Linked DNA regions of Homo sapiens: region 1 is linked to region 2. A link is a loop called in an ENCODE intact Hi-C map of the cell type or tissue named here. Cell type or tissue: thyroid gland. All regions are shown on one strand. Each heading gives the region's core, and the rest is flanking DNA. Links, peaks and the distances in the headings are about the cores only.

Region 1 (16,327 bases), core at 4,450-12,449, 97 kb after region 2:
GCCTTGGCCTCCCAAAGTTCTGGGATTACAGGCGTGAACCACCATGCCCGGCCCTAGATTTTGCCTTCTTTATGTAATAATCTTTAATGCCCTCAGAATCCCTCAAACCGATGTCCCTGAATTTCATAACCATCAAAGTTATCTAGCCTAAGTACAAAGTTCAGTTTTCCTGAGAACTTAAGTATCTCACAGATTGAGTCAGTGGTCTTCTTCATGAATGTATTACAGAAACAAATTGAGGGACATAACTCTCAGATATTAAATTTTTCTCTACTGCACACACTCATTTTTCACTTCACACCCCAAGAGCTTCCTGTTTAGTCACCATGAACTTCCTTTTTTTTTTCTTTGCTTGACCTTAAGGACTGTGTTCTTTATGCATTTCTTGATCCAGGCATGGCAGTTCCTCTTTTCCTGTACATATTCACACTCCTGCCACTTCTACCCTTTCTCTTATCCCTCTGCTTTTCACCTCTGACTGTAAAAAGAAGTAGCAGTTCCGAAAGCAAGAGTTCCCTATGAACACGGAAGGAAATATTCATTGCATACTTGAGTGTTTAGGAGCTAGAGGGTTTGGGAGAAAAACTCCCCAAGTTTTGTGACTGACTTTCTAGCTGGGCCTTTATAATATATATGATGTGCTTTTCCTTTTTTGTTTCCTCTTTCTTTCTAATAGAGACTACCCAGTAAAGAACTACCAGATTCATCATCTCCAGTTCCAGCAAACAACATCCGTGTCATCAAAAATTCCATTCGACTGACCCTTAATCGGTAAAAGCAGTGCCTCCTCACTTAAGTGAACAAGCAATCATTTAGTGGCATAGATGCAGCCACTTGTTTTTTAAATAGAAGTGGCTGTCATACGTGAAATAAGGTGAAAGTGACAGCCTTCAGTCTAATAACCTTGAAGTGGTTTTTGAACTGTCAAACTTTGACCTGTAGATGCTGTAGCATTCTCTCACTGATTGCTACATACACTTCTCTGAGGATCACCTGCTGTCAAATTGCCATCTACAGTATTACAGCTTTGCATTTGGGGGTTTTACTGCCTTAACTTTCAATGCTTGTTATGGGAACCAGTTCTTAGCCACTTGGACACTGATAACAAGTCCTGAACTCCTTTTTTGTTTTGTTTTTTGTGTTTTTCTTTTTTTGTCTTATGTTGTAATCATTGTATAGAGCTAAAAAAATTGAAAACAAACAAAAAAATTGTCTTGTATTTTCCAAATGTTAATACATTTACTTTAGCATTGAAGCCACTTTGAAACCTGAGATAAATGAATGTGAGGTATCTTTTCTGCTTTCCTCATTTGTGTAGATGTACTGTCTGTTCTGTTGATTTAAATTATTTTTTTCCAGATTGGCACATGAAATATTTAAACTTTTTTGTGTGCCTTTCTGTCCAAATGTTGCATAGTTACCAGGGAAGATTAGTCCAGTGATTACATAAGAGTTGGGCACCATAAATTCTCTATATTTTGCCTCCCATGGAGGCCTTTGAAATGCATCTTTATTAAAAATCAAAATATAACCAGGATACTGAAAGTCAGTATATGAATGGTAAAATTGTTACATATCCTATTTCATGCCATTCTTGTTAGTTGACTGGTATTTTTTACTGAGGAGCAACTCATTCCAGCATCAACAATAAGATAACCTTTAAGTATGGCACACTTGTATTTTTGAGGTGTAAAATTAACTTGGCATGATAATTCCTGATCATTATTTACCCCACAACTTCAAATAGTTTCTTCACGGACTAGGCATGCAGAAATAAGCAGTGGATTTTATTGAAACCTAAAGGCATTTTGAATGACATTGTTACCAACCATTAATTGGCTCAGGACCTTTGTAATTTTTATTTAACTATATGAGTTGTCTTTTTTTACGCTGCTTTTTTCAATGCATTTCTTAATATTTTTTAAGTTTCATGAATGCATGCTCAGTTTATTAAAATCCATAACCATGTAATTCTTGTAATATGTTGATTCAGTGTTTTGTAAATGAAGTCGTATGTATTTTCAGAGTATTTTTGTATGTACTGTAAGATACCATCTTTTCAAAGAGAAACGTTTAAAACCTTTATTGTCTCTCCTTAGTCTAATTTTTTAAATATGGATTATGCTTGAATTACTATATTTAAAATGAAAATGTATAGATTACACAGCCAGGAATGCTAGTATCTACCACCTTCTTTAGATTTCACTCAGCATTTAGTAGGTCCAGTAGGAAAAACCCAAAATGGTACATTGAGTAGTGTGGGGAAGACACCTCGTGTATTATAGGACTCACGGGATGCCATCTAGCAAGTGGAGAAATAGCAGTCCATTTTCTCTTGCAAGCCCTTTACCATTGAGTTGAAATTCTTGAATTGCCAGAGAGCCGTATCCTCCAGGTCCCACTCCTGTTCATTGCCCCTTAGGTCTCCAAAATGTAAATTCTAATGTTTACCTTGTACCATGGAAAACATGAAAAGAGTCTTAGAAGTAAAGAACAACAAGGAAAAAAATGTTTGTTCTATTATTCCCTTTTTATATAGCAGCAAAAGATAAGAATAAAATCACATAACCAAGTTGAAGCTTCCTTGGCAAAGCTGTTGTCTTAGCTGACTCTTTCCCTTTATTCAGATGTTTTGGGATTGTTCTACAAATAGTCTATTTGAGCAAAAATGAATGATTATGAAAGAACCGAAGAATTATCACCTGACTTCAACTTTTGAAAGCTTTAGTAAGGAATTTGATTAAATTTTATATACTGGATGTGTATGCATTTCTGCATTTCATATCTTTTGCTTTTAAATCAGCCTTCAAAGTATCTTTAGGAATTCCTTCTGTATCCATGTTTACCCCATTATGTAAATAGATCTTTGGAGTGACTAGTGGAGTTTTTCTTTAATAAGGAAGCAACAAGTCTAACCTTGTACTATAGGATAGGCATTTATTTTAGATTAAGGAGCCCATTCAACATGTCAATGAGTCAACATTAGAGTCCTCAAAGATAGCATTCTTCAACCTGTTTGGTAACTGAGGAGTTGATAAAATACTTTTGAGATGGTGGGGTTTGTCAGAAATAAAATATTTTCTATCCTGACCAGTAGGTAGAACTTTGAGTACATTTCGTTAACTTGGTGGGAAGCTTCCATTGTACTAGTTCCAAGTAAAAAAGGAGAAAGTATGATCTGGGATTTTGTGTTATGATGAGAGGCACTAAGTACATGTGTTTGTTTTGTTTTGTTTTGTTTTGTTTTGTTTTGTTTGAGACAGAGTTTTGCTCTTGTTGCCCAGGCTGGAGTGCAGTAGCCCAATCTCGGCTCACTGCAACCTTCACCTCCCGAGTTCAAGCTATTCTCTTGCCTCAGCCTCCCAAGTAGCTGGGATTACAGGCACCCACCACCTCGCCCAGCTAATTTTTGTATTTTTAGTACAGACAGCGTTTCACCATGTTGGCCAGGCTGGTCTCGAACTTGTGACCTCAGGTGATCCACCTGCCTCGGCGTCCCAAAGTGCTGGGATTACAGGCGTGAACCACCGCACCCGGCCGTGTTTGTTTTCAAGTGTGAAAAAATACCTAGAAGTATATTTTATGAAGTCAAATAATCTGTTCTTCAGTATATAGACACATGTTCATTTTCACAAGGGCATTACATTTTAATTTGCTCATTTTTCAGTAGCTCTGGAGAATATGTATGAAAGGAAAACAATTACCTGCTAGCTTAAACCTTAGGGACTTAACCAATTCAAGATAGAGGTACATGGCTTAAAACTTTGTAAAACTGGGACAGGAGAATTATTATTTTTTTATTTTTTATTTTTTTATGAAGACAAGAGTTTCACTCTGTCACCCAGTCTGGAGCACAGTGGCATGATCTCACCTCACTGCAACCTCTGCCTCCCGGGTTCAAGTGATTCTCTTGCCTCAGCCTCCCAAGTAGCTGGAATTACAGGCCTGTGCCATGCCCAGCTAATTTTCGTATTTTCAGTAGAAATGGGATTTCACCATGTTGGCCAGGGTGGTCTTGAACTCCTCACCTCAAGTGATCTGGCTGCTTCGGCCACCCTAAGTGCTGGGATTACAGGCATAAGCTACTGTGCCCAGCCAGGAGAATGAATTTTAAAAATCTATGTTAGTGTTTAAAATGAGTGCTTTGTTTTAAAGCAGCAATTTAGTAGCATTATTAAAATGCTTACTTCACTATAGTAGCAATTAGGTAAAGATGGGCAATATCAAAATGGGCTAAACTTATTTTCCACTATGTTCCACACCTTTGAAATAGGAATTCCTAACTTGAGAATCATGAACCCTTAGGGAATCCTTTATAATTGTGTATAAGAAGTTCTAGTTTACATGCATTTTTCTTGGGGAAAGTGCATAGTTTAGATCAGCTTCTCGAAGTGGCAAAAGTATGGGAGTTAGGGTTAGGAACCACCAGGATTGAATAATCCTGGAATATTATATAATTTTCTACTTTTGATTTTGCTGTGGTATATTTCTGAAAATGTGCTGTGGCTCCTAACTAGTAAAATGGGCTGGTGAGGGACTCTGGAATTCTGAATTTCTAAGTTTATAACCTAAAATGAAACTGTAAAGTCCTCGGTATTTAGAAAAATGCTTAATCTCAGATTTACAGATGGCCTCATGATAACTTAGATTCGTTAACAGGGTCAAACTTTAGTTCAACAAATTTCAACCCAATATTATCACAGTACAATAGCTTAGAATGATCATTAGAAATGGTAGAAAATAGAATAAATCATTAAAGATCCCAAAATGTTGAGTTCTGTAGCATGAAAACTCTCTTGCTCCTCCATGTTTGTAGTTCAGGCCAGAACAAACTAAACAGACCAATAAATATAAAAGTGATAGTTTAGGGAAAAAAAAAAACTTTGTATAAATAAAATTGTATGTGTGTTCAAATAACTACCTATTAAATCATCCAAAGCTTAGAATTTAAATTGGTCATAGTAGCAAATAGTGCAGATGATGGAAGAAAACCAGTCTCAATAATGGTTTTTTTTTTCCAATTGCATAAGGTCACGTCATCCCCCAAATTGTCTATTTTTTCTTTTCTTTTTTTTTAAGATGGAGTCTCGCTCCGTCACCCAGGCTGGAATGCAGTGGCGCAATCTTGGCTCATTGCAACCTCCACCTCCCAGGTGCAAGCGATTCTCCTACCTCAGCCTCCCAAGTAGCTGGGACTACAGGCGCCCGCCACCATGTGGGCCTGGCTAATTTTTGTAGAGATGGGGTTTCAACATGTTGGCCAGGCTGGTCTCAAACTCCTGACCTCCAGTGATGCACCCGCCTCGGCCTCCCAAAGTTCTGGGATTACAGGCGTGAGCCACCGTGCCCAGCCCCTATTTTTTCTGAAATAATTTTTCGGATATACTTTTATATTTGAAATTAGTTGAACATAAGATGATCATCAAGCTTGCTATAAGTTTTAAGCTATTGCTACATTTGAACAAAGACCCACGTACTTATCTTAGAAAGTACTTAGGATATCTTTGAGATTAATGGTGCTACATCACTCTACAGTACTATGTAAAATGAATGGAGCTGCTGTTCCTTTCTAGCTAGCTGTTTGTGTAGTTCATATTAATTTACCCTGCCTTTTATTTGGATTGTCTGATTTCTTAGTTGTACACATGAACCTCATTATTTGCCTGGAATAAGTAATCAAATAAAATTGCTTTGATAAATAGGTGATGATTGAGTGATGTTATTTGGGACTAACTCAAAAGTACCAGAAGTCTTAACTTTTCAGTGACAACCAATTTTGTCATTTACCACTCAGACTCTTTTTGGTAGATAATGGTATCTACTACCCACTTAGTATGAATGCAAAGCTCAGACCTAATGTGCATCACACAGAATCATTTATTAAACGTTTATCAGCAAGCGGTGGCACAACAGTTTATACAGTCTGCTCTATAACCTTAATGGAGTGTCCCAGCTTTCTGTCCCTTTTGGTGGTCTGACCACCCTTTCATGAAAAGGCCACTTGAGGTGTCTATGTCAAGCACTAGGGGCAAAATTCTGTCACCCTTCTGATCAGGATCAGGCAATCAGTCCTCCGTACTAATAATGGCTGGACACAGGATCAAGCTGTGGGTACTATGCATACAAGTACAGGTTACAGGGCTCGTTACATTCTTAAACCTCTTGTAAGAATGGACAGTGACTGGTTTTTAGCCAATCCATGTGCTAGTGCTGAATTCACAAATAAGAGCTTGTGTCTGCGTCGTTAGTATTACTAGCAAGCTGTTCATGTCACCAATGGAAACACATTTGACATTTATTAAGCTAATTGGCAAAGTCTGCATTGATTGAGCTATGGATAACAAGGGCTTCTAGTAGTCACTTTTGAAGTGTGGGCTTCTCGATTGGATTGCTAGGTGGCCATCTCTGGAGTGTAAATTTCTGGTTGGGGCAACTCACTGCTCCTAGGACATAACATACTAACACAATTACCATGCTGTGATAAAATGTTTTCTAAAGTCAATTAACATCATAACAGGTTCTTCGTGGATCCAAATGTGTTACAGTACTAAGGACAAAAATAAAACGTATTGGGGTCGGGTGCAGTGGCTCACACCTGTAATCCTAGCACGCTGGGAGGCTGAGGCAGGTGGATCATTTGAGGTCAGGAGTTCAAGACCAGCCTGGCCAAGATGGTGAAGTCCCGTCTCTACTAAAAATACAAAAATTAGCCAGGTGGTAGTGGCATGCACCTGTAATCCCAGCTACTCAGGAGGCTGAGGCAGAATTGCTTGAGCCTGTGAGGCAGAGTTGCTGTGAGCCGAGATCATGCCACTGCACTCCCGCCTGGGCAACAGAGTGAGATCCTGTCTCAAAAAATAAAGAAAAATATATTGGGCCAGGCATGGTGGCTCACTCCTGTAATCCCAGCACTTTGGGAGGCTGAGGCGGGTGGATGGCCTGAGGTCAGGAGTTCAAGATCAGCCTGGCCAACATGGTGAAACTCCGTCTCTACTAAAAATACAAAAATTAGCCAGGTGGTAGTGGCATGCACCTGTAATCCCTGCTACTTGAGAGGCTGAGACAGGAGAATCACTTGAACCCGGGAGGCAGAGGCTGCAGTGAGCCAAGATCGCACAACTGCACTCCAGCCTGGGGGAGACAGAGTGAGACTCCATCTCAAAAAATAAAAATAAAATAATGTACTGCTTTTTAATCCCCTATCCTAAAAACCATCTTTCAAACCATATGATCCAACCAAACTGTTTTAATGGATAGTGTTTAAAAATATATACTTCAGGGCCTTCCTTGCCAATCTTTGATTATTGACATTTTTGGCTTACTGCTGCATAGAGACTTCCATGATACCCTAGCCAGACTCTTACCTTTTCAGTATGTTACTTGTACGTTTGAACGTTTAAATTATTCTGACTTGTGTAATGCTCAGTTTACCTGTTTCCCCTGACAAGATTGTAGGTTTGAGAATAGTGACCTCCGGCCAAGCACAGTGGCTCATGCCCGTAATCCCAGCACTTTGGGAGACCAAGGAAGGAGGATCGCTTGAAGCCAGGAGCTGAAGACCAGCCTGGCCAACATAGTGTCTCTACAAATAAAATTAGCCCAGTGTGGTGGTGCTCACCTGTAGTCCCAGCTACTCAAGAGGCTGAGGTGGACAGACTGCTGGAGCCCAGCAGGTCAAGGCCGCAGTGAGCTATGATCACGCCACTCCACTCCACCCTGGGTGATAGAGTGAGATTCCATGTCTTAAAAAAAAAAAAAAAAAAAAAAAAGAAAGTGAGCTTTATCCAAAAATCTTTATGTAGTGAATACCCAGAAAATATTTAAGAGGAAAACACATGAGTCCTTGTTTGGTTTGAGGGGTAGGATTGTTTTGTTTTTAAATTTAAATAGGATTATCTTAAAGAGAAGCCCAATGAAGGAACTAAGATGCAAGAAGGCAAACAAAACTTCCTGAGGCCATTAAGACACGTTGTCTGTGCCGGGCACAGTGGCTCACACCTGTAATCCCAGCACTGTGGGAGGCTGAGGCAGGCAGGTGCCCAGGCTGTTCCTACCAAGGGGCACCTGCAGGCCCACGTGGAGCCACCGTCAGTACCCCCTTGGCCCCCATCCTGTGCTCCTCGGTGCCCAAAGTCCGGAGGGGCTTAGGCAGCAGGGGGCTGGTGTGTCGGCGCCACTCCGGGCGCACACACACCTGGCCGGGTCGTGACAGCACCCAAGCTCGGCTCCAACTTTGCTCTACCCTGGAGTGGGAGCCGGGAGCAGGGAAAGGCCAAGCAGCGGGAGCAGGCACTTCCGAGCCTGTCGGGGAAGAGGGGCTTCCCAGGTCCCTAAAAGCTAGGGATGCCTGGGTCCGCAGTCGTGACTGGGTGGCTGCAGCTGCACCCAGGAACATCAGGCTCCTGCCCTTCCAATTCAGAAGTGGGCAGGGGTCCCGCCTGTTCCAGGCTCCTGCTGGCTCCATGGCACACGCAGCCCTGGCCGCACCTTCCCTGCTGCAGCCGCTCCAGGTGGGCCACTGCTGCCATCAGTGGCTTGGCTGTGAATGGTCACATAGTCTTTACAAGTAGAGAATAGAGAATATTGAACTAGCCAAAAATTGTAACTATATTCGGAAGAATCGGGGAGGGAGGTAGGACAGGGTGTGAGAGTGAAATCCTCATCTTCAGTGGCAGTGAGTAGTAAATATCTAAGACAAAAATCTAGGATAATATATGCAAGTTATTTAGAAATTTGTAAGTAATCAGTAGGAGAAAAGTCTTAAAATTATGAAAATGTTTGCCTCTAGGGAGCAGATATCAAGAATGAGAAATAGGAAAGTAGATTTTTTTTTTTTTTTTTTTTTTTTTGAGACAGAGTCTCGGTCTGTTGCCCAGGCTGGAGTGCACTGGCACAATCTCAGCTCACTATAACCTCTGTTTCCCAGGTTCAAGTGATTCTCCTGTCTCAGCCTCCTGAGTAGCTGGAATTACAGGCATGTGCCACCATGCCCAACTAATTTTTGTATTTTTAATAGAGACAGAGTTTCGCCATGTTGGCCAGGCTGGTCTCGAACTCCTGACCTCAGGAGATCTGCCCGCCTCGGCCTCCCAAAGTGCCAGGATTACAGACGTGAGCTGCCGCGCCCAGCTGAACTTTTTGACTTTTAAACTAATATATCCACTGTCTAACCAGTAGGGGGTAGGAGAATGTTGCAGACTTTGAAGCCCACAGACCTACGTAGATACCTCAGCTACATCTCTTACCACCTGTGAGACCTTGGACAAATTGCTTAACCTTTGGGTTCAAGGTTACTAATCTGTAAAGTGGAATCTCAACACTTATTTCATATGACAAAAAATGAAGGGTTTAAGAGGCTCTGTAGTTCAATGGCCTAGCCTCAGTTGCCAGCTCTAGCACTTACTTATTGACTATAAGAAATGGTGGAAGTTAATGCCTCAGTCCCTCAGTTTTCTCTTCTGAAAAAGTGGTGACGATCATAACAGACTCTACACCCAAAAAGCTGCTAAATGGATTAAAAGAGGCAATCCAAAAGTTCCTAGTATAAAGTGGAGTTCAAGAGTTTTTTTGTGGCATGATGAGTTACATGAAATAGCATATGTCATACACTATGCATCGTGCTTGACCCACAGTGAGCGTCCCTTCTCCTAAAAATACATCACAAGAATCGGGGAAGAAGGCCAGTGTCTGTCTCTCCAGCCAGACTGAGGAATAGATCTCCACCTCCTGTGCAATAGTGTGAAAATACATGGCCTTTGCCCTGTTACCAAGCCCTTCTCCAAGTATACCTCTCAAAACAGTTTTATTCAGAGAAATGTGTAGAACTCATTGAATTCTTACAAAGTTTCCCTGAAGGCCTGGCTCAGTGGTTCATGCCTGTAATCTCAACACTTTGGGAGGTTAAGGCGAGAGGATCACTTGAAGCCAGGAGTTCAAGACCAGCCTGGGCAACACAGTGAGACTCCTGTCTCTACAAAAGAAAACATCAGCCAAGCATGGTGGTATGTGCCTGTAGTCCCAGCTACTTGGGAGGTTGAGGAAGGAGGTTTGCTTGAGCCCAAGAGTTGAAGGTTACAGTGAGCTATGATTGTGCCACCACATTCCAGCCTAGGCAACTAAGTGAGATCCTGTCTCTGGCAAAAAAAGAAAAGAAAAAAGTTTTTCACTGAGTACTTTAGTTCACTTAAAGATTATAATAGGGCCAGGCATGGTGGCTCATACCTGTAATCCTAGCACTTCGGGAGGCCAAGGCAGATGGATCACTTGATCCCAGGAGTTCAAGGCCAACCCGCGCAACATAGGAAGACCCTGTCTCAACAAATAATTAAAAAATTAGCCGGGCATGGTGTCACATGCCTGTGGTCCCAGCTGCTCGGGAGGCTGAGGGAGGAGAATCATCTGAGCCTGGGAGGTTGAGGCTGCAGTGAGCGGTGATCACACCACTGCATTCCATCCCGGGTGACAGTGAGACCTTGTCTCAAAAAAACAAACAACAAAAGATTATAACATTAAACTGAGATGAAAAAGCTTATCAGGCTCATCTCTGCCAGCCCAGGACTCCCAGAATGCCTGGCAAAGTGCAGCACCAATGTGTAATAGATGTTCTATAGCAGAAACAGCCATCCTAATTTCAGCTCTGACTAGATCTAGAAAATGGGCCACACATGGAGAGATGGCCACAGGAATGATCTAAAGCCACGCCCACACACAGATGCAACTGTATCTCATTACTCCCACCTCTCCTGGGAGTGAGACAAAACTGTCTAACCCAGATCCCAAGTCACTTCCTGCCAGGGCTTCTCAGCAGTTCAAAGAACTTCTATGTGCAGGTTCTTTCCAAATAGATTGGTTTCTTGAAACTCACAAGAAGTCAAACACCAGAAAAGAGGGGATTTCTGAAAGCCACCCACTAGGATGGCAACTGGTACTTGGTAGTTTCAAATATTAAGAAAAGAAAAAAAATTGGCGTTGATTAGGCAGTATCTAATCTCCCTAAGCACAGGAAGTGAAGGCGATTGAGTCTGATTTGCAGGAGGCCCCGAGGTTGCACAAAGCAGTCACTCCCCTAGCATGGCCCACTCACTGCCTGCTGAGAAGCCTGCTTTGCCTGCCTCCAGCTGAGCACACCAGAGGGAAAGCACCATTAAATTCCCTGTGCACTCTTCAACCAATTAGCTGCACCAAGGTCACCAGGTGAAGGGCGTGGGGAAGCAGAGAAGAAAAGATGCTATGGGCTTGACAAGGTTAAATTGATGGGGCCCGTGGGACATGGCTATTCATTCCATAAATGTTTATCGAGCCCCTAGCATCCACCTGGCATTGAGCTAGCTAGGCACCCAGAGCATAAACAAGATTTAAACCTGTCCCTACACTGAAGGACCTCTCAGACTGGTAGAAAGTTAGCTGACAAATATCTAGGTTATGCTGTGCTGTTGGGAGCACTGCAGAGGGACCCCTTAATTCTGCCTTGGTCAGGGATGGTGTTGGGGAACAACAACCCCAGAGCTGAATGTTGTAGGCCAATTAAGAGTTTTCCAGGTGAAAGCTGGGGGAGGTGGAAGGCTGGAAAGGTTCTGGAAATTGGATGTTGTAGTAGGGCTGTGTGAAAGGAGCATTAGTTGCATTTGGGGAAAAGGTATGAGGCTGGAATGTAGACAGAGTCCTGCTTCCCATGGACAAGAGAGGGAGAGGAAAAGACAGAGGCATGGAGATGGTAAGGATAAGGAGGCTCCTGCAGTATGGGGAGAAGAAACTAAAGTAACATAAAGGAATACGTTCCAAACTTTGGAGGTAGAAAGGATGGGGTCGCTGACAAACTGTATTCAGGGAAGAGTGGAGGAGGGTGCCCACCTTCCTTGGACTGGAAGGCTGACTGTATTGTCATTAATCAACTCTGAGATACCAGGGGAGGGCTGCGGGAGAGGGTACCTGAATTTAGATTTGGGGGTGTTGAACTGGAGCTAGCCTCATGGCCATCCACGTGGAGATGTACGGTAGACCATGGGAAGTATTGGTCTGGAGCCCTAGAGAGAGGCCTTGGCTGGATGTCCAGGCTTCACAGCGTGACAGACTCATCTTTATGGATATTTGTTAAGCGGGAATCTCGGTTCCTACCTCCCCAGACCTGCTGCAGGAACTCCGGGCCGCTCTGGGCTTTGCCCTGACAAGCAGGAGGGGTGGCTTACCCGATTGGTCAGCTTGGGGAGGGAACTAAGCATGTGCGGCCACACCCTGTGGCTCCTCCCTTTTACGTTTTTCCCGCCCTGCGCAGTGGCTCTGCTGTGTCTGCGGGTGGCCTTGACTGTGAAGAGCCCGTGCTTGGAGCACACTCAAAGCCGCTGTCTTCAATGAGCTGTATTAGTAATAAGGCAAATGTTTTGGACTCCGTCTGTGTCCTAAACTCACAAGGGAGAAAAGAGAGTGTCGTGTATTGAATCCCACTGGCAGGCTCCCAACAGTATTAATTTGTGTGGGTTGGTTTGTTTTTTGGAACAGAGGCTCATTCTCTTGCCCAGACTGGAGTGCAGTGGTGTGATCCCGGCTCACTGCAGTGTTGACCTCCTGGGCTCAAGCGATCCTTCTGCCTCAGCCTCCCAAGTAGCTGAGACTATGCCCAGCTTTAAAAAAAATTTTTTTTGGAGAATTGTGGTCTCCCTATGTTGCCCAGGCTGGTCTCAAACTCCTGGCCTCAAGTGATCCTCCCACCTCAGCCTCCCTAAGTGTTGGGATCACAGGTGTGAGCCACCGTGCCAGGCTAATTTGTGTTTTGTTTGCTGTTTTTCCCTTCTCTGCATTCCAAGCTGGTGGCCAGGCCTAGTTCCTTTCCTGAGATGTTTTTGCAGGGTAAAGAACAGATACTGGTTGTCTTTGTTTGGTGTTCGTGGGGTGGGGACTTTGAGAGTTGCAAGAGGAGAGAGAAGAGAGTCACCCTGGGATTGGGAGAGAGGAAATAGCAGGTTACAGCAGACTGGGGTCTGGGTGCTGCTCCATGTCAGGTCACTGGTGGAGGTGACAAGTCCTAAAGGGGGTGGTTTGATCTGTGTAGTTAGGAAGGCTGGACCCCAGGCCTGGGAGCATTCACTTTGCCAAAGGTTCCTCTGCTCTAAGCAGCAAGGCTATTAAACCTCAAGGGACAATGCAGTCAGACCAGGAAGCACCTCAGCAGTGATTAGCATGAGCCGAAGACCAGTGCCTTTGCCTAGCAAGACTTCCCAGGAGGAGCCGACTTTGGCACACCCCTGGGTAGAATGTGGGACATTCAGCAATTACTGAGATTAATTTCCTGTCAGCTCAGTAGAAGGCGGCTCAATATCAGATTGAAGTTGATTTAAACAAAGTCAGGAAGTGTGTCATGGCCAGGTGCAGTGGCTCACGCCTGTAATCGCAGCACTTTGGGGACCGAGGTGAGTGGATCACCTGAGGTCAGGAGTTCGAGACCAGCCTGGCCAACATGGTGAAACCCCGTCTCTACTAAAAATACAAAAATTAGCCAAGCGTGGTGGTGGGCGCCTATAATCCCAGCTACTCGGGAGCCTGAGACAGGAGAATCACTTGAACCTGGGAGGCAGAGGTTGCAGTGAACCGAGATGGTGCCACTGCACTCCAGCCTAGGTAGACTGAGCAAGACTCTGTCTAAAAAAACAAAAACAAAACAAACAAAAAAACCCCAAAAAAACCTGTGTTACTTCTTTCACATGTGAGTTGGAAGACTAAAATTCACAGCAGCAATAGTAATCAGAACATAGAGGTGCTGGAAGTACGGGAGGTGGGGAGTCAGAGGGAGTGAATCCAAGGAGTGTGGGCAAAGCCTGGACAATCTCAGATTTAGGGGTAAGTGAAGATAGAGGAGGCCAAAAAGGTGAAGTCAGCAAGACAGGAGAAGCTGAAGAGGAGGGTTAATGGCATTCAGTGCTGCGGAGGACAACTAAGACTTGGATTAAAAGGTATGTATGTGATTTGGCATTTGGAGGTCACTGATGACCTTAGCAGAGCAGTGCTGTGGAGGTGGAAGTGATTGCAGAGAAGAAAGGTCACATTCTCAAGAAGAGTTGCAGGGGAAAGAAGGAGAGACTACTGGTCATAGATCAAGGTGGAGGGAAGGTTTATTTTTAACTTGGGAGATTTATGGACATGGCTTAAGGTTGAGGGGAAGAAGGCAATGGAACAATGGTGGATACTCTATAGAGCCAGAGCCAGAAGACAGGGACATTTGCACATATTGAGGAACTGGCCCTGGAGGCAAGTAGAAACATGGAAAGAAGAGGAGAAGTTGTGGTAGGCAGCTTCTAAGATGGCCCCCAACGATCTGTGCCTCCTGGTGTTCATGCTTTGGTGTAACCCCTCCCCTTGAGGGGGCACTACACTTATTGACCCACGTCTAGCACATAAAATACTATTCACATAGCTGGGTGTGGTGGTGTACACCTTTAATCCCAGCATTTTGGGAGGCCGAGGCAGGCAGCTCATTTTAGGTCAGGAGTTCGAGACCACCCTGGCCAACATAGTGAAACCCTGTCTCGGCCAGGCATGGTGGCTCATGCTTGTAATCCCAGCACTTTGGGAGGCCGAGGCAGGCAGATCACCTCAGGTCAGGAGTTCGAGACCAGCCTGACCAATATGGAGAAACCCCGTCTCTACTGAAAATGCAAAATTAGCCGGGTGTGGTGGCGCATGCCTGTAATCCCAGCTATGCGGGGGGCTGAAGCAGGAGAATCACTTGAACCTGGGAGGCAGAGGTTGCGGTGAGCTGAGATTGTGCCATTGCACTCCGACAAGGGCAACAAAACGAAACTCCGTCTCAAAAAAAAAGAAAGAAAGAAAAAAGAAACTCTGTCTCTACTAAAAATACAAAAATTAGCCAGGCGTGGTGGTGCATGCCTGTAGTCCCAGCTCCTCGAAAGGCTGAGGCATGAGAATCCCTTGAACCTGGGAGGCAGAGGTTGCAGTGAACTGAGATCGTGCGACTGCACTCCAGCCTGGGTGACAGAGAGACTCTGCCTCAAAAAAAAAAAAAAAAGGATACTGTACAAGTGATGGGATGTCACTTCTGATATATTAGGTTATAAAAAGCATGTGGCTTTCATCTTCGGCACTGTATTGAAAAACAAACTTTTTCCTCTGCTGTCATATCACAGTAATCAGCACAGAAGACTTCTGTGAGCAAATGTGTGGAGATATCTCCCCACCAGCAAGCGAGCAGTCAGTTCTGCAGTGGACACCAGCTGGATGTCTTCTAATTCAGTTTTGTTCTGACACTGACACCATCTACCTGGAGATAGCATCAGATCCCACAAGTTGAGGGCTCAGTCCCACAAGACTGCCCCCACTTCAGACACCAGTCGCAAGTCTAGGCCTCCGTAACTTCAGACTGACCAGCTTCAAGTTGGGGTTCCCACGATGCCCTCTGTAGGCATGATTCATTTGCTGGAGTGGCTCATGAAACTCTGGGAAACACTTACGTTTACTGATTTATTATTTTATTTATTTATTTATTTTAAAATTTATTTATTTATTTTAAGACTTGCTCAGGCTGGAGTGCAGCGGCGCTATCTTGGCTCACTGCAACCTCTGCCTCCGGGGTTCAAGGAATTATCCTGCCTCATCCACCCTAGTAGCAGAGATTACATGCACCTGCCACCACACCCGGCTAATTTTTGTGTTTTTAGTAGAGACAGAGTTTCGCCAGGCTGATCTCAAATTCCTGGCCTCAAGTGATCCACCTGCCTCAGACTCCCACAGTGCTGGGATTACAGGCATGAGCCACCACGCCTGGCCTCTTTAATGAGTTTTTATTCACCTTCCTGGAAGCCTCCATGAGTTCAGCTGTTCAGAAGATTGACATGCCCCGTCTTCCTGGGCCTGGAGACTTCATTGGATAGGCATGACTGAAGCCTGGACAACTATGTAGAAATGTGATTGGACCGAAAGGGTATAATCTAATAAGAATAGGCTGAGTGAGGAAATTCAGCAAGGCCCATCGGTTTAGATTCTTCTTGGCCCTCTGTGCAGCATTCCTTTCTCCTGGGTATGGGGCACGACCCCTTCTAAAATGGGGGTCTTATAACCTACAATCAGACAAAGTAGGCCAGAGAATTTATTTATGACCAGTACCAAGGCAGAAAGGTGGGGGAAGATTATACTTTTAGTTCCTATGGCCTGCCTTGGGGAGAAAAAAAGATCAGGTGAAAGGGGCGCAGGAGAAGGTCAGAGAAAGAGATTCTGCTTCCTGAGGCCTAAAGTGCCCCAACATTATAACAAAACACTGTCTTTCACCTTTATCATTCTGAAGCTACTTTAGGAACCAAGGACAAAGGGACAAATACTTTAA
Region 2 (15,309 bases), core at 7,310-15,309:
ACAATTTCTCACCTTCATTAAAATATCTGCCTTCATTGCCCTATTAGATCCCAGAGAATCTTTGTCTCACTTACTTGGATATCACTTAAAAATCCAAGAAGATATAGGGACATTTGAAGCTTCCCTGAGAAGTTGAGTTAGAAATTCAGGGCTCTCTCCTTTTTTTTTTTTTTGAGACTGAGTCTCACTCTGTCACCCAGGCTGGAGTGCAGTGGCGTGATCTCAGCTCACTGCAGGCGCCCACCACCTCGCCCGGCTAATTTTTTGTATTTTTAGTAGAAATGGGGTTTCATCGCGTTAGCCAGGATGGTCTCAATCTCCTGACCTCGTGATCCACCCGCCTCGGCCTCCCAAAGTGCTGGGATTACAGGCGTGAGCCACCACGCCCGGCCTGCTCTCTCCTTTATTCTTTTTTTTTTTTTAAGACAGAGTCTTGCTCTGTTGCCCAGTCTGGAGTGCAGTGGCATGATCTCTGCTCAGTGCAACCTCCGCCTCCCAGATTCAAGCGACTCTCCTGCCTCAGCCTCCTGAGTAGCTGGGATTACAGGCGTGCACCACTACACCCGGGTAATTTTTGTATTTTTGATAGAGTTAGGGTTTTACCATGTTGGCCAGGCTGGTGAAATCTGCCTGCCCCAGCCTCCCAAAGTGCTAGGATTACAGGCATGAGCAACTGCGCCCGGCCTGAATGTCTTTAATAAATGTAACGCCACTATAAACACCAACTATGTGGCCAGGCTATGTATGCACTTACTTTTGAAAAGAGCTTTCCCAGGAGGGAGCTGTTTTGTTCTCATTGAGTAGAACAGAGTTCTTCCAGGAAGAAGACAGAGTTTAGAGAATGAAAGCTGAAATGTTAAAAAATTTCTACTAAATCGGATAATCTTCAACTAGGAAACAATAAAATATACAAAAGTCATATGCAGATACTTAAGTTATAAAGTGAACCATTAATATTTTGCCAGCTATACCTAATGACATATTTGGATTATCAATTACTTTCCATTCAAATTGTAAATCTTTTTCTAAGAATGAAAGAACTAAAAACATGAGAGAATCTGGCCATCTCTAACAGGAACAGATTATGATACTTAACTCCAAACTTGTGTTAGATAACTTTGATCTACACGGGACACCTGGGATGTAGAATATATTTCATATTTTGTTATTAATGATCATCCAGAGATGTCCTAGAAATTTTTTTCTAGTATCTATGCCTTGTTATTCAGACTAATACAATCCAAGATTGTTCTAAAGATGTTTAATTTCAGTAAACCAGGTATTTATACAAGATTTTCCTCATTCAATCCAAATATGTACATATTTTTACTGTAAACTGGGATAAAAGCAGGTTTAGCCACTTTAGTTTGAACTTTACTCTGCTTTTCACTAAAATAATGGAGCTGTATAGTAAAATTGTACTATTTCTCATCAGTATTATCATTTGTTACTAACGAGAAGTTCTTTAATATCAAATGTGTTTTGGAAGAAGAGGGGCCAGTTTTTTTGTTGTTGTTTTTGTTTTTTGTTTTTTGTTTTTTTTTTATTTTGAGACGGAGTCTCGCCCTGTCTCCCAGGCCCAGGCCGGAGTGCAGTGGCGCTATCTCAGCTCACTGCAAGCTCCCCCTCCCAGGTTCACGCCATTCTCCTGCCTCAGCCTCCCGAGTAGCTGGGACTACAGGCGCCCACCACCGCGCCTGGCTAATTTTTTGTGTTTTTAGTAGAGACGGGGTTTCACCGCGTTAGCCAGGATGGTCTCGATCTCCTGACCTCATGATCTGCCTGCCTTGGCCTCCCAAAGTGCTGGGATTACAGGCGTGAGCCACCGCGCCCGGCCTAAGGGGCCAGTATTTTAAAGATAACTTTTTAAAGGGACATTGAATCTAACTCAAATTGAAATTTCTAAACTTATTCTTTCCTTTCCCTACCCAGAAATATCCCCTAGAGATCAAACCCATTCATAATAAGAAAAATGCAAATTACAATCACACTGCTATGCTGAAATATAAATTTTTACCTATAAAATGTACAAAGATAAACAGCTTTGGTCATATACTGTGTTACAAGTATGGGAAACCAGGCACTGTTATATTTTACTTAACAGGAGAGGAAATTGATATAACCTCTATAAAGAACAATTAGACAATAGATAAGTATTCTTTTTCCTCTGCAAATCTTTTATTTTTTTTGTTTTATTATTATTATTATTATACTTTAAGTTTTAGGGTACATATGTGCACAATGTGCAGGTTTGTTACATATGTATACATGTGCCATGTTGGTGTGCTGCACCCATTAACTCGTCATTTAGCATTAGGTATATCTCCTAATTAAATGCAGAAACCATTTGGCTGAGAAATTGAACTTCCAGGGACTTATCATACAGATATGCTTGCACACATGCAAAATGACATATGCACAAGGCAATTCATTGAAGCACTGTTTGAAATAGCAAAGGATTGGAACAACCCAAACACAATGGAATACTGTACCACCACTGAAAAAAAAAAAAAAAAAAAAAAAAAAAGCCATAAATCTGTATATAAAAATTTGGGCCAGGCGTGGTGGCTCATGTCTGTAATCCCAACACTTTGGGAGGCCGAGGCAGGTGGATCACCTGAGGTCAGGAGTTCAAGACCAGCCTGACCGACATGGCAAAACCCTGTCTCTACTAAAAATACAAAATTAGCCAGGCGTGGTGGCGCACGCCTGTAATCCCAGCCACTCGGGAGGCTGAAGCAGGAAAATTGCTTGAACCCAGGAGGTGGAGGTTGCAGTGAGCTGAGATTGCGCCACTGCACTCCAGCCTGGGCAACAAGAGGGAAACTCGGTCTCAAAAAAGAAAAGAAAAAGAAAAAAAAGAATTTGGTAGGACCTCTAAGCAAGGTGCAAAAGAATGTATACAGCATGGTAGCATTTGTGTAAGAGACAAAAATGGTATGTATGTCGTGCCTCTGTAATGCGTCAACTTGACTAGCCTGAACTACATTTCCCAGAATTCCTTTCCCAATTTGTTTCCAGTTAAGGTGGGCCTCAAGAGACACTTCTGCATGAGGTTTCAGAGGCAGAAGTGAAACAAAGCCATTTTAATTTTTATGCGGAAAAGGTGGAAGCAGGCACTTTTGTAGTTCACACACAATGTTGTGTATCTGTTGGCTCATCTCTTTGGCATGGAGAGCATCAGCTGACCTGCAACTACTTCACCTTCCCCTGGATTCTTCTTCAGCAAGCGTCTCCAACTCTGGGCTCAGATGTGTGCTTTGTGTTTTGTTTTGTTTTGTTTTTTGTTTTTGAGACAGAGTCTTGCTCTGTCACCCAGGCTGGAGTGCAGTGGCACAATCTCGGCTCACTACAACCTCCACCTCCCAGATTCAAGCGATTCTCCTGCCTCAGCCTCCTGAGTAGCTGGGATTACAGGTGCCCACCACCACGCCCGGCTAATTTTTGTATTTTTAGTAGAGACAGGGTTTCACCATGTTGGCCAGGCTGGTCTTGAACTCCTGACCTCATGTGATCTGTCTGCCTCAGCCTCCCAAAGTGATGGGATTACAGGAGTGAGCCACCGCACCCAGCCAGATAGAGGTTTTGTATGAGGGATTGGCTCACTTGAGTATGGAGCAGTCCCATGATCCACAGTCTGCAAGCTGGAGGCCCAGGAAAGTTGGTGGTGTAGTTTCAGTCCAAGCTCCAAAGCCTGAGAACCAGGGGCCAATGGTGTAAGCCCCAGTCTGAGTTTGAAGACCTGAGAACCAAGATATAGATATATAGAGAGAGATAGATAGATGATAGATAGATAGATCCTATTGGTTCTGTTTTTCTGAAGAACCCTAACTAATACTTAGGATTTCTCTGTCTAGAATCAGCCTAGGCAAACATAAAAGAGAACAAAGCTGATAACGTTGGTTCTCATGTGTCCTTTGTCCTTTGCTCTTTCTACCACTCTCTGTCAAAGGACCTCATTTGTTGGGACACTTAAGATGTATAGTACTAAAAGGCACTGGGATGCCCTAAGAGAACTAGTCCCTCTTAAGGCCTTTATGTAATCAGCCTATATAATCAGCTGTGTAATCCGCATCAAGTAGACTCTATCAAAGGTAGCTCATCTCTCAATGGTTTGTTCAGTCCAGCTGAGATCAACCAACCTGCATATAATCAGAGTTCCTTGAGGGTTCAGGACTTTGGAAATAATACAGTTTCAAGAACCAAAATAAGACTTGTGGTAAAGATGATTATCGTTAATAACTGTATAACTCTTAACAATTTTCAAACTACTTCTATATGCATTGGCTCATTTATGATTTATATATTAATAGCAAATATTAATTACTGTATATCCACATTGTACAAAAATTTCAGCATACTCTAGTCACTCCTGAAGGACCATCATTAATTCCACTTTACAAATGAAGAAATTGAGGTTTAAAGACATTGAGACTCACCCAATATATTCGAGTAAGTATCACAATTAAGACTTGAGCCCAGCTGGGGATGGTGGCTCACACCTGTAATCCCAGCACTTTGGGAGGTCGAGGCAGGTGGATCACCTGATATCGGGAGTTCGAGACCAGTCTGACCAATGTGGAGAAACCCTGTCTCTACTAAGAATACAAAAAGTAGCCAGGTGTGGTGGCGCATACCTGTAATCCCAGCTACTTAGGAGGCTGAGGCAGAAGAATGGCTTGAACCCAGGAGGCAAAGTTTGTGGCGAGCCGAGGTCCTGCAACTGCACTCCAGCCTGGACAACAAGAGCAAAACAAGAAAAAAAAAAAGAAATATATATATATATATATATAAACATGAGTAAATCTATCTATGTACTGTTTCTCCTTGTGCAATTTATAATAATGCAGTATAACATGTAGCTAACATAATGGGGCTTTTTTTTTTTTTTTTGAGACAGACTCTTGCTCTGTCATCCAGGCTGGAGTGCAGTGGCCCCATCTCGGCTCTCTGCAACCTCCGCCTCCCAGGTTCAAGCAATTCTCCTGCCTCAGCCTCCTGAGTAGCTGGGATTACAGGCGCGCACAACCACGCCCGGCTAATTTTTGTATTTTTAGTAGAGATGGGGTTTCATCATGTTGTCCAGGCTGGTCTTGAACTCCTGAACTCAAGTGATCCGCCTGCCTCAGCCTCCCAAAGTGCTGGAATCACAGGCATGAGCCACCGTGCCCAGCCTTAATATATATTTTTAAGCAGTTTTTGGTTCACAGCAAAATTAAGAGAAAGGTCCAGATTACAAGCGTGAGTCACCACACCTGGCCCAGGTTATGTTTTTCTTGAGTATTATTACCTTCCTTTAGTTTAAACCTTCCTATGTCATTCTGTTATAGATGTACCTATTGTAAGAAGCATAATCAAATCTGGTAGCTACTTGTCTTTCGATGTATGAATTTAATTTACTTATATTTGTTGTTTCAGTAATCTATATAGACTTATTTCTACCATCATTTTTTTTCTTTACTATTTGCAATTCTTTTTGTCAGTTTTTTCTCTTTTCTTCCCTGTCTTCTGTTGCACTGATAAATTTTTACAACTTTACTTCACTTTCAAAATCTGTATTTTGTTTTTGTTTTTGTTTTTGTTTTTGAAACAGAGTCTCACTCTGTTGCCTAGGATGGAGTGCAGTGCAATCTCCACCTCCAGGGGCTCAAGCAATCCGCCTACCTCAGCCTCCCAAGTACGAGTGACCACAGGCACTCACCACCACGCCTGGCTGATTTTTGTATCTTTTTATAGAGATGGAATTCTGCCATTTTGCCCACGCTGGTCTTGAACTCCTGGGCTCAAGTGATCCTCCTGCCTTGGCCTCCCACAGTGCTGGGATTACAGGTGTGAGCCACATTGCCTGGTCAAATATTTAGCCTATATTCTTCACCATAAGTTTTCAATAACATCTAAAATTACTTCCTATTTGTATCCTCTTACTGATTATAAAAAGCACATAAAGGCTGGGCACAGTGCTTCACACTTGTAATTCCAGCACTTTAGGAGGCTGAGGCAGGTGAATCACCTGAGGTCAGGAGTTCAAGACCAGCCTGGCCAACATGATGAAACCCCACCTCTACTAAAAATACAAAATTTGCAGAGCATGCTGGCAGGTGCCTGTAGTCTCAGCTAGTTGGGAGGCTGAGGCAGGAGAATCGCTTGAACCCAGGAAGCAGAGGTTACAGTGAACCGAAATGACGCCACTGCACTCCAGCGTGGGTGACAAGAGCGAAACTCTGTCTCAAAAAAAAAAAAGAAAGTTGGCAAAATGTTAATTATTGCTAAAGCAGGGTAATGACTACAGTATTTTACAGGACTTAGAATAAACTATCTATTGAACATACACACAATCTTTTGTTTTGTTTTTGAGATGAAGTCTCCCTGTTGCCCAAGCTGGAGTGCAATGGCATGATCTTGACTCACTGCAACCTCCGCTTCCCGAGTTCAAGCGATTCTCCTGCCTCAGCCTCCCGAGTAGCTGGGACTACAGGCATGCGCCACTATGCCCGGCTAATTTTTGTATTTTTAGTAGAGACGAGGTTTCACCATGTTGTTCAGGCTGGTCTCGAACTCCTGACCTCGTGAGCCGCCCACCCTGGCCTCCCAAAGTGCTGGGATTACAGGCGTGAGCCACCACGCCTGGCCCTTTTTTGTTGTTTTTTAAGAGACTGGGTCTCACTCTGTCGACCAGGCCGGAGCACACCAGCACAATCATAGTTCACTGTAACCTGGAACTCCTGGCCTCAAGCAATCCTCCCACCTCAGCCTCCTAGAGTATTAGGATTACAGGCATGAGTCACTGCACTCAGCCATGATCTTTTTATTGAGGGGAGTTATTATTTTTATTGTTTTATAAAAACATACAAAAATGTGTTTTATGGGGGACTGTTCAGCCACATAAATACCTATCCTGATATATTTCATCTGCACCTGTGCTTAGTCTTTCAGTCAGTTGGTTGCTTATGTTTGTATGCCATGCTTTCCCTCTGGGTGCACTTTTCTTCTTGAGGAGATTCTTAACCATCTCTTCACTGAGAGCCTGTGACAAGTTTTACTTTTATTTTTGAATGATAGTTTAACGGGGCATACAATTCTAGGTTGATGGTTGTTTTTTTTTTCTCAACAAACACTTTCATAATTTTACGTCTTTGTCTTCCGGCATCTATCATTGTTGATGAGAAGCCAGCTGTCAATGTAGTTGTCATTCCTGTGTAGATAATTGGTTTTCTTCCTCCTTCTGGTCACTTCTAAGATTTTTATTTTTATTTTTTCTGAGACGGAGTTTCACTCTTGTTGTCCAGGCTAGAGTGCAATGGAGTGATCTTGGCTCATTGCAACCTCTGCTTCCCGGGTTCAAGAGATTCTCCTGCCTCAGCCTCCCAAGTAGCTGGGATTACAGGCGCGTGCCACCACATCTGGCTAATTTTTTTTGTATTTTTAATAGAGATGGGGTTTTGCCATGTTAGCCAGGCTGGTCTCAAACTCCTGACCTCAGGTGATCTGCCCTCCTTGGCCTCCCAAAGTGCTGGGATTATAAGCGTGAGCCACCGCTCCTGGCCAGCTTCGAAGATTTTTCTATTTATCTCTGATGTAGTGTCACAATGTGGCCAGTGCGTGGGCTTATTTTCATATATTCTGCTTGGTATTTGGGATGCACTTTCATTTCAGGATGCATATTATTTAATTCTAGATTTTTTTCAATGCTAGAATTTTAAAATGTTTAATTTCCTCAGTTCTCCTTTCCAATCTACTAATATTCTAATCCTTTCTGATCTGAGTTTGTCCCAGCTATTGACTTCTCTTTCAAGAGCTGCATTTTTATTTCCATTTGTTTTCCTTATATGGATAGTATCCTTTAATTTTTCCTTTTGAGAATGTGACATTGAAGTTGAGAAAGTAGAAGCCATGGGAACCGGCAGGTCTGGAGTATTCCTGGCAGAGAGGATACCTTTAGGACTGTCTGCTCCTGTACCAGCATTTACTTTCAACTTGACCTATAAGCACAGCTTGATTAGCCAGCACATTGACCAAATCTAGAGGCTTCTGGTGCTCTATCCATGCACTTATTACCTAGGTTCAGGGTTGTAAGTAATGTGATCCATAGACCTTCTGAGTAGCTGACGGGGTCTTGGTCTCATTAAGTGAGCATATACTAACTGACAGAATCTCTACCTTTATTAGGCCAGTTTAGCCATATTGTATCCCAGAGATAAACACAGCATGAGCTGACTGAGCAAGACTGCATGGTTTTAGTTGGAATGAACAACAAAAGGCAAATTTTTATATTTACTTATTGTTCCTTTTTTTATTGACCTATAAATGTCCACGTGTTCCAGCACCATTTGTTTTGTTGTTGTTGTTTTGTTTTGTTTTGCTTTGCTTTTAACAGATAGAGTCCCATGATGTTGCCCAGGCTGGTCTGGAACTCTTGGGCTCAAATGACCCTCCCACCTCAGCCTACCAAGTAGCTGGGACTATAGCGACACACCACCACACCTGGCTTAAATTTTATTTTTAGTGTCAAATATGCACTTTATGGAAACCAATAAAATAATTCTATACATATAAACAAAACAGTTAAATATCACTTAGCATGATCTTGATTGTATATAAAAGAGCGAACTTGGGCATTAAAATCACATGGCAGTGCTCACAAAGGTATTATATGGATGATTTGGATGCTCCAAACTGTACTAATGTTGGTTTTTTGGGGTTTGTTTTGTTTTGTTTTGTTTTGTTTTGTTTTGTTTTGAGGCAGGGTCTTGCTCTATCACCCAGGTTGGAGTGCAGTGGCATTATCATAGCTCAACTGCAGCCTTGAACTCTTGGTCTCAAACAATCCTCTCACCTCAGCCACCTGAGTAGCTGGGACTGCAGGTGCATGCCACCACAACAAGCTAAATAGTTTCTTTTTTAGAATATTTAATTTGCAACCAAAAAAAGTTTAATCTTGGCTAGAATTTGAAGATACCCAGTTGTAGAATTATTGCTCCCACTCCCTATAGATGACTGAGTAGCTGGCTGAGTCTTGGCCTCATTAAGTGCATGTATACTGACAGACAGAATCTTTACCTCCAGTTGGGTGGCAGTGGCAGTAGGCAATTCTAGTGTTCTTTTCCTCATGCCTCGTCACCTTCAATACCAGAGTCAATCCCACTGATGCCTCTTCTCTCCCTCTTCCCTTCCTCCTTCTCAACAATTACCATTCTTACAATTGCCCATTTTGTGCCACAGGACAGTACTATACTTTCTGACTGAGAAATTAACATATCCACATTTCTTGTATTATCTAATAAAGTGAGCTTTACTATCAGTCTGTCAGACCACTCGGGTGCTGACACACAGCACAGGTAGGTAAGGCGATCCCCTTGGCACAACCACACAGTTTGCTCACACATAGCACAATGGGCCCACTGGCTGTATGCGTGCCATCCACCAACCTTGAAGTCATGCTGAATGTTTTTCTTTTATAAACTTAATAGTGTTGGCTTTGTCTAGCATTCGTCATCCTCATTTTTCACAGTGCTTCTAAATTAAGAAATATTTAGATCAAAAGAAGCTGACTAATCTACATTGAGCTTTAAATTTTTAACTCATTTCTGAAATTCCCTGACAAAGTAAAACAATGTTAAGTTTTTCACATTGCAGAAAAACTCTCATACTTTGGGGCTTGGCTAATTCTAGTAAGTCTCTTTTTGGATGAAGTAGTTCAAGCACAGAAGCTGTCTTCATGAAAAGAGAAAACTCTCTCCAGTTCCTCCTTAGAAAGAGGTCAGTGCCTTGATGATGTTCTCTTCTAGAGAATAATGTACTATGTTTTCCAACAAAGAACCTGCTGTTTCCAATTCAATATTACCTGTCTAAATTCACTACCCAATGCTGGTAGAGAAAGAATGTTTAGTACAAAAGAAATCTATGGTCTTAGAAACCAACAGATAAAATCAGTTAATATGAAATCAAATTCAAGTTTTTAAAAAATATTTATTCCATTTAGAAGCAAAGTATGGGTACAGATAATTTCAATAAAATTAATTTTTAAATAAATACAGGCTGGGCGCGGTGGCTCATGCCTGTAATCCCACCACTTCGGCAAGCCAAGGCAGGCGGATCATTTGAGGCCAGGAGTTCAAGACCAGCCACTGCCAACATGGCGAAACCCCATCACTACTAAAAATACAAAAATAAGCTGGGTGTGGTGGTGTGCACCAGTAGTCCCAGCTACTCGGGAGACTGAGGCAGGAGAATCAATCACTTGAGCCTGGGAGGCAGAGGTTGCAGTGAGCAGAGATAGTGCCACTGCACGCCAACCTGAGCGACAGAGCGAGACTCCATCTCAAATAAATAAATAAATAAATAAATAAATAAATAAACACAATCTGTTAAGATGGGATGAAAGTTATCAAAACTGAATTTCCCATGGCTTTTGAGGTTTCCCATGGTCTTCAAGAACTGGTATGATCTGGCCCTTGGGGTGTCCTCCAGCCACAACCCAGGCCTTATGCCATTTGCTAATTTCGTTTTCCAGGTATGTCAGCCTTCCATCAGCTCCTAGATGAGCTGTTCCTACCACAGGTCCTTTGTATCTATTGTTTTGCCTGCCTGGGATATTCTTCTGCCTCTTCTCATTTAAATGTCACCTCTTTAAAGAAACCTTCCCTGAGTGCCCTATGCAAGTAGGTCAGCCTCCTTAGTCCTTGTCACCACACTCTGCCTATTTCCTGCCATAACATTAATCAGAGTCTTACTTTCTTATTGACCGGTTATTGATCATCTGTTCCCCATACAAGAATGTAAACACCATGAAGACAGGAATCTGATTTGTTTTGCTCTCCTAGACTTTATGTGCCTGGTGCAGAAGTCTACCAGCCAGCGATGTCTTCCTGATACAGCTGCCTCTGATTTAGAAAAAATCATTAATGTGATTCAAACAGTAAAAGCCAAGACACCTCGATGGATTTCATGCAGAATTATCCACATAACAGAATTTAGGATATTCCCTAAAAGCCACAAACCCTAGCTAGTCTTGAGGTTTGAAATTTTGAGTTCAGTTCTGAAATGTTTGTATTATGGTTAATTCTGCACAATGGCCACTAGAGGGGGTCATAGCCAAATACTATACTCTGAAATTTCAGATTTTTCAGAGTTAGAATTTTTTGAAGTTCTGCAGCCCAACCCTACTTTCAGCTTCCCTGACAGATGTCCATCCCACTTCTTTAAAAACAAACAATATATGATGAAGTCACTACCTCGTGGGACAGACTATTCTTCAGCAGGGCAGCACGTTACTTAGAAAGTGCTCTTTCTCCTTGACCTATCTGTAACTGCCCCTCCTTGCCTAAAACCATTAAGAGACCCAACACTAGGCCAGGAGCGGTGGCTCATGCCTGTAGTCCGAGCGCTTTGGGAGGCCGAAATGGGCGGATCACTCGAGGCCAGGAGTTGGAGCCCAGCCTGGCCAACATGGTGAAACCCTGTCTCTACTGAAACTACAAAAAAATTAACCAGGCGTGTTGGCCAGAGCCTGTGGCCACAGCTACTTGGGAGGCTGAGGCACAAGAATCGCTTCAGCCTGGGAGATGGAGATTACAGTGAGCCGAGATCTTGTCACTGCACTCCAGCCTGTGGGACAGAGGGAGACTGTCTCAAAAATAAAAATAAGTCAACACTTAGAAGCAGATCTTAAGATGAGGGGGGAAAGCCAGGCACGGTGGCTCACACCTGTAATCCCAACACTTTGGAAGACTGAGGCAGGCAGATCACTTGAGGCCGGGAGTTCGAGACCAGCTTGGCCAACGTGGCGAAAGCCCGTCTATACTAAAAATAGACAAATTACCCAGGTGCCTGTAATCCCAGCTACACAGGAGGCTGAGGCAGGAAAATCGCTTGAACCTGGGAGGCGGTGGTTGTAGTGAGCCGAGATTATACCACTGCACTCCAGCCTGGGGGATAGAATGAGACTTCATAGCAAAAAAAAAAAAAGAAAAAAAAAAGAAAAAAAAGAAAATAAGAGAAAAAAGAAAAGAAACCAATGCTACTTTGGGTTCTAAGCTGAGCCATGCTGTCTAGAATATCATTTAGAGTCTTGGCCAGTCTATGCCAGCATGCTTCCCACCCTTCCCATCCTCAGCCACTGCTCCAGATGGAAGGTCCCTGTGTTTTCTCTCCATTGACCCACTGGCCCACTGCTCGCACAGTAAACCTACCTCCAACATTGTCAGCACCCCTCCCATAGGAAACTGCTTAGTTTCTTGCCATGACTGAAAGCTGGCTGTCCTGAAGAAGGTCTGGCTCCCCTGCCTTTGTCTCCAGGAAAGGTGGCAGGTTCTCCCAAGGCCCCAATATCCTAAGCAGGATTAGCATTTGCCCAGCTGCCAGCACCGCTCTCAAGGCATCACTTCTGCTGGGAGATTTGTGTCATTCTGGTGCTCCACCACCCCTTGTTTACCTACTGGTCAAGCCAGCACAGAAGACTTTGGGTTCTCATGTCAATCCAGTACCACCCTATTCTGTGCGGATAACTTGTCCATTCCACTCACCCCTTCATTGCGCCCACAACTGGGATCTCACATTGGACCTCACATGGGCCCTAGTAATTGTCTCTCCAGTTTACTCAGTCCCCATTCCCCATACTATCTCCTGCCTCTCACTAAGCTTCCACTGCATTTGCTCCTCACAGCTCAGCCTTCCACTTCTTTTCCTATCCAACCTACACTCCCACTATTATTTTTCTGAGCTCCTCAATATCCTTACCCACTTATCTTTCTTCCCTGTTGCCCAGTCAAAACCCCAACTGTATAAATCCAACCATTGTCCCTTTTTGTTGCTCCTACACTAAACACTGCTAGTGAAGATAACAATAGCAAATATTTATTGATAACTACTTTACAAGATAGCACTATTATTATCAGTAGATAATGAATGAGAAAAACAAGGTCCTGAGGGAATTAGTAAATTGCCCTAGGTTACACAGGGAGTAAGCCACACAATCTGGCTTAATTAAATGTGTTGAAAACATGTAAAGGCATGGTGGCTCATGCCTGTAATTCCAGCACTTTGGGAGGCCAAAATGGGCAGATCACTTGAGGCCAGGAGTTCAAGACCAGCCTGGCCAACATGGCAAAACCCCATCACTACTAAAAATATAAAAATTAGCTAGGCATGGTGGCATGCACCCAGCTACTCGGGAGGCTGAGGCAGGAAAGTCACTTGAACCCGGGAGGTGAAGGTTGCAGTGAGCCGGGGCAACAGAGCAAGACTCCGTCTCAAAAAAAAAAAAAAAAGATATAGATGATGAGAACATATTTAGCAAGCTTGATCTAGTGGACAAATATAGAACACCGTCTCCAATAAGTAGACAAGCACGCATGCATTTACAAAGATTGACAGTGAACTAGGTAAGTAGTACTGAAAATTTTTGGTCTCTGAACCCCTGAACATACTTAAATATTATATGTATAAGTTATATTTACACACTTAAAATTACTGAGGACTCAATGAGCTTGTGTTTATTCGGGTTATATTTACCAATATTTACTATATTAGAAATTAAAACTGAAAGATGTTTTATCTATGAACATATTAAATAAATTTAAAAATAACAATAGGCCAGGTGGCTCATGTCTATAATCCCAACACTTTGGGAGGCCAAGGTAGGAGGATCATTTGAGGCCAGAAGTTCAAGACCAGCATGGGAACGTAGTAAGACCCTGTCTCTACAAAAAATAGAAAATATAAAATAAAATAACAATAATTAAAAACCCATTACATGTTCTCATAAACAAAATTTTTGTGGAAAAAAAATGCCATTTTAAAAAAAAAGGGATGGGGGAGAAAATGGCATTGTTTTACATTTTGACAAATCTTTTTAACATCTGGCTGAATAGAAAAGAGCTGGATTCTCATAGCGTCTGCATTCAGTCTGTCGGGATGTGTTGTTTTGGTTGAAGTCCATAAAGAACACCCAGCTTCACATATGAGAGAAAGAAAGGCAGCCCCAGATGCCCAGCCAGGCCTTGGTTCTTCCAGGAGCTGGCCTGGCACACAGCTGGACTTCATAGTTTCCTGCTGAACGTAATGTCACAGAACATCCACATCAGACAAGGCCACCCTGTGACTGTGATGAACCAAACAAAAACAGAACCAGGAACTTGTCCGAAATGACCAAACATCCTCCTTTTCCAGTCAATCTGAGTCACTGCTCACAGCTACAGCGTGGCTCCACTGAGCCCTTCTCTTCTCCTTTCCTGCAGCTGCTGTGGTGGAGTGCCACAGACCTGATGGCTTCAAACAGAATATAGCCTCTCTCAGTCCTGGAGTCTAGAAGTCCGAAGTGAAGGGATAGGTGGGGCCATGCTCCCTCTGAAGGCTCCCGGGAGAATCCTTCCCTGCTGCTTCCAGCTTCTGGTGGCTCCAGGCGTTCCTTGGTTGGACAACTTCAATCTCTGCCTCCACCTTCCCATGGCCTTCTCTGTACCTGTCTCAAATCTGCCTCTGCTTTTCTCTTCCCCTAGGTAATCCAGGTAATCCAGGATGATCTCCTCTTGAGATCCTTAATTACATCTACAAAGATTCTTTTCCAAATAAGCTCACATTTACAGGTTCTGGGGGTTGGGATGTAGACATACCTTTTGGGGGGGCCACCATTCAACCCACTATACCTTCCCATAAATAAGATTTATTAAACCTTTGCAGCCATCACCAAAGGTGGAGCAGCCAAAATGAAGTACAATCCCTTTGTGACTTCTGACCGAAGCAAGAACTGCAAAAGGCATTTCAATGCACCTTCCCACACTCGCAGAAAGATTATGTCTTCCCCTCTTTCCAAAGAGCTGAGACAAAAGTACAATGTTCGATCGAAGACCATCCAAAAGGATGACGAAGTTCAGGTTGCGCGAGGACACTGTAAGGGTCAGCAAATTGGCCAAATAATCCAGGTTTACAGGAAGAAATATGCCATCTACATTGAACGGGTGCAGTGGGAAAAGGCTAACAGCATAGCTGTCCCTGTGGGCATTCACCCAGCAAGGTGGTTATCACTAGACTAAAACTTGACAAAGGCCACAAAAAGATCCTTGAACGGAAAGCCAAATCTCGCCAAGTAGGAAAGGAAAATGGCAAATACAAGAAAGAAACAATAGGGAAGGTGCAGGAATAAAATAATCTTTTTTATTTTCTGAGACGGAGTCTCGCTCTGTCACCCAGGCTGGAGTGCAGTGGCGCGATCTCGGCTCACTGCAAGCTCCGCCTCCTGGGTTCACGCCATTCTCCTGCCTCAGCCTCCCGAGTAGCTGGGACTACAGGCGCCCGCCACCACGCCCGGCTAAT

Evidence for each region. Peaks named below come from ENCODE experiments on the same cell type or tissue, not always from the same donor. Only the 100,000 strongest peaks of a DNase experiment are listed, where the experiment ranks them.
Region 1: it touches region 2 in a loop (2.2-fold over the local background); 8 of 110 quality-filtered maps call a loop at or near these places.

What each region holds. Positions count from the first base shown.
Region 1 is chr2:60,796,386-60,812,712 of GRCh38, forward strand. It overlaps PAPOLG (poly(A) polymerase gamma), which reads left to right. Exons shown (of 22, transcript NM_022894.4): 22 at 677-5,701. The coding sequence ends at 775. Among named protein-coding and RNA genes, the nearest start is that of PAPOLG, 48 kb to the left of the region's middle. RefSeq lists an enhancer at 10,870-10,969. In thyroid gland, for the core only: a CTCF peak has its summit at 9,163 (motif pointing right); no DNase peak of the experiment used is centred there; H3K27ac peaks cover 1,212 bases.
Region 2 is chr2:60,696,782-60,712,090 of GRCh38, forward strand. It overlaps the pseudogene RPL26P13. Among named protein-coding and RNA genes, the nearest start is that of PAPOLG, 52 kb to the right of the region's middle. In thyroid gland, for the core only: a CTCF peak has its summit at 11,071 (motif pointing right); no DNase peak of the experiment used is centred there.